Linked DNA regions of Homo sapiens: region 1 is linked to region 2. Evidence: chromatin loops called from intact Hi-C (ENCODE). Cell type or tissue: PC-9. All regions are shown on one strand. Each heading gives the region's core, and the rest is flanking DNA. Links, peaks and the distances in the headings are about the cores only.

Region 1 (2,907 bases), core at 127-2,626, 150 kb before region 2:
ACCCAGGTTGGAGTGCAGTGTCGTGATCTCAGCTCACTGCAACCTCCACCTACCTAGTAGCTAGGATTATAGGCGTACGCCACCACACCAGATAATTTTTATATTTTTTCTAGAGATGGGGTTTCCCCACGTTGGCCAGGCTGGTTTCGAACTCCTGGCCTCAAGGGATCCACCTACCTCGGTCTCCTAAAGTGCTGGGATTCCAGGTGTGAGCCACCACACCCAGCCTGCAAAGAAATACTAACCTTTTCTCAGCACTCCAGTTGCAATTGTGCTGTGAGAATGCTCATTCTGAAGCAATTATATGAGTGAGTGTACAGTAGAATAACATCAGTGAATAACGGGTAGAATAAGCAACTAAGAAACGAGGAGCGGAACCAAGCATACCAGCGACGAGATCTAAATATGAAATTCAAAACAGCAAAGATCTGGACTGTTCAACTGAAAGTGACGCTAATTGCTAGGAACTCTTTGCTGCTGCCCCAAGTGTGTACTTCCTAATTTTTCACAGTAAAGGCCTAACAACAATGACCACCCAGCAGCAAAAAGCACCCATGGCACCTGGATTGTGTCTCTAAATACCGCTCCCCACTAACGGCACCTGGAGTCCTGAAGGAGGGGCTGACTGCAGCTCTGGGATGGGAAGTACACAAGGTGAAGGCGGGCATCCCGCTGGGAGAAACGCTGACCCACAGTGCTAGAAGGGCAAGGAGCCAATCAGAAGGGCTCCAATGGCTAAGACAGGACAATTTTTTTTTCTTCTTTTTTTTTAAGATGGAGTCTCGCTCTGTCGCCCAGGCTGGAGTGCAGTGGTACGATCTCAGCTCACCGCAACCTCCGCCTTCCAGGTTCAAGCAATTCTCCTGCCTCAGCCTCCTGAGTAGCTGGGATTACAGGCGTGCACCACCATGCCTGGCAAATTTTTGTATTTTCTGTAGAGATGGGGTTTCACCACGTTGGCCAGGCTGGTCTTGAACTCCTGACCTCAAGTGATCTGCCCACCTCGGCCTCCCAAAGTGCTGGGATTACAGGCTGGAGCCACTGCGCCTGGCCAAGACAGGACAATTTGACTAGGAAAACGAATAATTCATGCAACTGACAAACACATAAAAGTTCACAATGATGCTGGAGAAAAAAAGAGAACCCCTTCCCTACCCCCAAACAAACCCTCAACTCTGGTCAACATTTGGAGTAAGCTCCAACTCTCTATCCTGAAAATTAGTCATCAAAAGGAACAGTTAAGCATTAAACTGCCTTTCTCGTACCATACTTCAAGGTAACAAACTAGTCCTGGAAGATGGAAAGTTCTTCACAGAAGAATTACAGCTCATCAATGTGAAACGAAAGTTAGAAAAGTGAGCCATGGTTTACTGATTGGGAAAATAGAGGTAATATCCACTACTTCAGCAGGTGGAGCCAAGGATTAAAGATAAGAAATGTCACAAATCCAGCTAGACCACATTAAGACCTCAATAAATATTTACTTTTCCTTTCTAACTCGAGTCTGGAAGAATCGCACTGGCCTCCTCCTCACCGCAGGCACTTGCATTCATTTATAACACATTCTCTGAAGGCAGACCCTGCAGGTGGCAAAAAGATTCGACGTGGAGTAAATGGAAACAGAGACCAGGGAGGAACTGAGCTGCACAGTTTTCTTTCTTTCTTTTTTTTTTTTGAGACGGAGCTTCACACTTGTTGCCCAGGCTGGAGTGCAGTGGTGCGATCTCGGCTCACTGCAAACTCTGCCTCCTGGGTTCAAGCGATTCTCCCACCTCAGCCTCCCAAGTGGCTGGGATTACAGGCGTGCACCACCACGCCTGGCTAATTTTGTATTTTTAGTAGAGACAGGATTTCACCATATTGGTCAGGCTGGTCTCGAACTCCTGACCTCAAATGATTCACACACCTTGGCCTCCCAAAGTGCTGGGATTATAGGCGTAAGCCACCACACCCAGGCAGCGCATGTTTTTTTCTTTTTTTTTTGACACGGAGTCTCCCTCTGTCACCCAGGCTGGAGTGCAGTGGCACCATCTCGGCTCACTGCAACCGCCACATCCTGGGTTCAAGCAATTCTTCTGCCTCAGCCTCCCAAGTAGCTGGGACTACAGGTGCGAGCCACCATGCCTGGCTAATTTTTGTATTTTTGGGAGAAACAGGGTGTCACCATATTGGCCAGGCTGGTCTCAAACTCCTGACCTCGTGATCCGCCCGCCTTGGCCTCCCAGAGTGCTGGGATTACAGGCGTGAGCCACTGCGCCCGGCTTTTTTTTTTTTTTTTTTTTTTTTTGGCCAGTGCATAGTTTTCAAAGTTCCAGGGCTGGCAAGGCACAGTGGCTCACATCTGTAATCCCAGCACTTTGGGAGGCCAAGGCAGATCTCTTAACGCCAGGAGTTCAGGACCAGCCTGGGCAACATAGTGAGACCCTGTCTCTCCAAAAACAGTAAAAAAACAAAAATCAAACAAAAAAAAATTAGCCAGGCATGGTGGTATTCGCCTGCAGTCCCAGTTACTCGGGAGGCTGTGGGAGGATCGCTTGAGCCCCGGATTGAGGTCAAGGCTGCAGTGAGCCATGATTGTGCCACTGCACTCCAGCCCTGGCAACAGAGCGAGGTTCTGTCTCTAAAAAATAAACATTTAAAATAAAAAATGAGTAAAAATAAAAAGTCAATGTGCTATCTGGACTATACTGTCAGGAGGTGAAAGAGTCACCTTCTCTTCCTTGACGCTACTGGCGCACACACAGCAGCTATCAGCACCTGGGATCAAGCACACCAGAGAAGGAAATACACAGGAAACCCACTTCCTCGATGGCGTGCATCGTCACCGTGAGGCATTACAGAGGACTGACTGCTGAAAGCGCTGGCTGTCAGGTGCCCAAAAGATACCACAATGTTAACATGCAGCTA
Region 2 (2,907 bases), core at 118-2,617:
AGTTCCAGACCAGCGTGGACAACATAGTGAGATCCCACCTCCTCAAAAAATTTAAAAATTAGTCAGGTGTGGTGGTGTGCACCTGTAGTGCCAGCTAGTATGGAGGCTGAGGCAGGAGGATCACTTGACCCCAGGAAGCAGTGAGCTGTGTTCACGCTGCTGCAGTCAAGCATGGGTGACAGAAGGAGAGCCTGTGTCAAAAAAATTAAAATAAATAAATAAATCTTGATATTTTATTCATTGTGTAGTTTCTGCATTAATTTTAATTTTTTTTTCTTTGAGACGCAGTCTCGCTCTGTCGCCCAGGCTGGAGTCCAGTGACATGATCTTGGCTCACTGCAAGCTCTGCCTTCCAGGTTCACGTCATTCTCCTGCCTCAGCCTCCTGAGTAGCTGGAACTACAGGTGCCTGCCACCACACCTGGCTAATTTTTTTTTTTTTTTGTATTTTTAGTACAGATGGGGTTTCGCCTTGTTAGCCAGGATGGTCTCAATCTGCTGGCCTCATGATCTCCCCGCCTTGGCCTCCCAAAGTGCTGGGATTACAGGCGTGAGCCACCGTGCCCGGCCCAGTAATTTTAATTTTTTAAAATAATCACTAGGTGCAGTGGCTCACGCCTGTAGTCCCAGCACTTTGGGAGGCCGGGGTAGGAAGATCGCTTAAGGCCAGGAGTTCAAGACCAGCCTGGACAACATATCGAGATCCCCATCTCTACGAAAAAAAAAAATAAAAATAAAAAAAATAAAAAAATTAGCCAGGCAGGTGGCGTGCACCTGCAGTCCTAACTACTCTGGAGGCTGAGGTGGGAAGGTTGCTTGAGCCCAAGAGTTCAAGGTTGCAGTGAACAAGGCTATGCTACTGCACTCCAGCCTGGGTGACAGAGTGAGACCCTGTCTCTAAAAATAGTAATAATTTAAAAAAATGTATTTAAGGCCGAGTGTGGTGGATCATGCCTGTAATCCCAGCACTTTGGGAGGCTGAGGCGGGTGGATCACTTCAAGTCAGGAGTTCGAGACCAGCCTGAGCAACATGGTGAAACCCCGTCTCTACTATAAAAAAAAACAAAAAACAAACAAACAACAACAAAAAAAAACAAAATTAGCCAGGTGTGGTGGCGGGTGCCCATAATACCAGCTACTCGGGAAGCTGACGCAGGAGCATCGCTTGAACCCGGGAGGCGGAGTTTGCAGTGAGCCCAGATTGCGCCATTGCACTCCAGCCTGGGCAACAAGAGCCAAACTCCGTCTCAAAAAAAAAAAAAAAAGTATTTAAATATTATGTATTATTTGGACACAATAAAAAAATTGGAAAAAATATTCTTTATCTTTGTTGCTTTTTTCTCTTTTTACCGCTCTCCCCCAATGTTGCTCCCTGTCCAGCGCCTCTCCGCAGCCTCTCCTCTGACTCTGCCCTGGGTTCAAGCTGCTTCTGGTCATTCGCGTGATGGCCTCGAGGGGGCGCTGCTTCCCCACTCATGCTCAGCCAGGACTCCTTAGTCAGTTTAATTGGGTTTGTTAACATCTTCCAGCTTAGATTCCTCTTCTGCAAAGTGGGTATTATAATGTTAGCCACGCAGGGATGACGAAGGAAGTGCAGTTGACCCTTGAACAACACGAGTTTGAACTGTACGGATGTACTCAGGCGTGGATTTTTTTCCACCCCTGCCACCCCTGAGACAGCAAGACCAAGCCCTCCTTCTGTTCTTCCTCCTTCTCCTTCTCCTTAGCCTGCTCAAGGTGAAGACGACAAGGATGAACACTTTTGTGATGATCCACTTCCACTTCATCCATAGTAAATATGTTTTCTCTTCCTTTGAAGTTTGGACGGGCACAGTGGCTCACTCCTGTAATCCCAGCACTTTAGAGGCCAAGACGGGTGGATCACCTGAGGCCAGGAGTTCAAGACCAGCCTAGCCAACATGGCAAAACCCTGCCTCTACTAAAAATACAAAAATTAGCCAGGCGTGGTGGTGGGCGCCTGTAATCCCAGCTACTCAGAGGCTGAGGCAGGAGAATCGCTTGAACCCAGGAGGCAGAGGTTGCAGTGAGTTGAGGTCATGCCACTGCACTCCAGCCTGGGCAACAGAGTGAGACTCCATCTCAAATAATGAAACAAACAAACAAAAAACAAAACAAAAACAAAACACCAGAATTTTTTTAGTGACATTTGCTTTTCTCTAGCTTACTTATTGCAAGAATACAGTATATAATACATAGAATGTAGAAAATCAGTGTTCATCGACCATTTATGTCATCAATAAGGCTTTTGGTCAATAGTAGGTGTTACATGCAGTCAAAAGTTACATGCAGATTTTTGACTGTAGGGGTGAGCTTGGCACTCCTAACCCCTGTGTTGGTTCTAAGGTTGACTACACAGAAATCCCCTAGCCCTGGGCTCGTGGTTACTCAATGCATAAGGATAATCACGATTTTTTTTTTTTTTTTTAAAACAGGGTCTTGCTCTGTCACCCAGGCTGGAGTGCAGTGGTGCAGTCATAGCTCACTGCAGCCTCAACCTCTTGGGCTCAAGTGATCCTCCCACCTCAGCCTGCCCAGTAGCTGGGACTACAGGCATGCACCACCAAGTCTGGTGAATTTTTATTTTTTGTAGATATGGGATCTCACTATATTGTCCAGGCTGGTCTCGAACTCCTGGGCTCAAGCAATCCACCTGCCTCAGCCTCCCAAAATGCTGGGATTACAGGCGTCAGCCAACATTCCCAGCCACTATTTTTTTTTTTTTTTGAGACAGTCTTGCTCTGTCCCCCAGGCTGGAGTGCAGTGGTGTGATCTCAGCTCACTGCAACTTCCGCCTCCTGGGTTCGAGCAATTCTCCTGCTTCTGCCTCCCAAGTAGCTGGGATTACAGGCATGCACCACCACGCCTGGCTAATTTTTTTTTTTTTTTG

The links. A loop is a pair of places that touch in the nucleus more often than their neighbours do. Peaks named below come from ENCODE experiments on the same cell type or tissue, not always from the same donor. Only the 100,000 strongest peaks of a DNase experiment are listed, where the experiment ranks them.
Region 1: a loop joins it to region 2, with 8 times the contacts of the local background. A loop is called at or near these places in 2 of 110 quality-filtered maps.

What each region holds. Positions count from the first base shown.
Region 1 is chr19:16,563,553-16,566,459 of GRCh38, forward strand. The region is part of intron 4 of SLC35E1 (solute carrier family 35 member E1); the gene reads right to left. Among named protein-coding and RNA genes, the nearest start is that of SLC35E1, 7.4 kb to the right of the region's middle. In PC-9, for the core only: a CTCF peak has its summit at 1,520; a DNase peak (open chromatin) is centred at 1,489; H3K27ac peaks cover 662 bases.
Region 2 is chr19:16,713,448-16,716,354 of GRCh38, forward strand. No RefSeq gene overlaps it. Among named protein-coding and RNA genes, the nearest start is that of NWD1, 4.9 kb to the right of the region's middle. In PC-9, for the core only: CTCF peaks have their summits at 1,455 (motif pointing right) and 1,663; no DNase peak of the experiment used is centred there.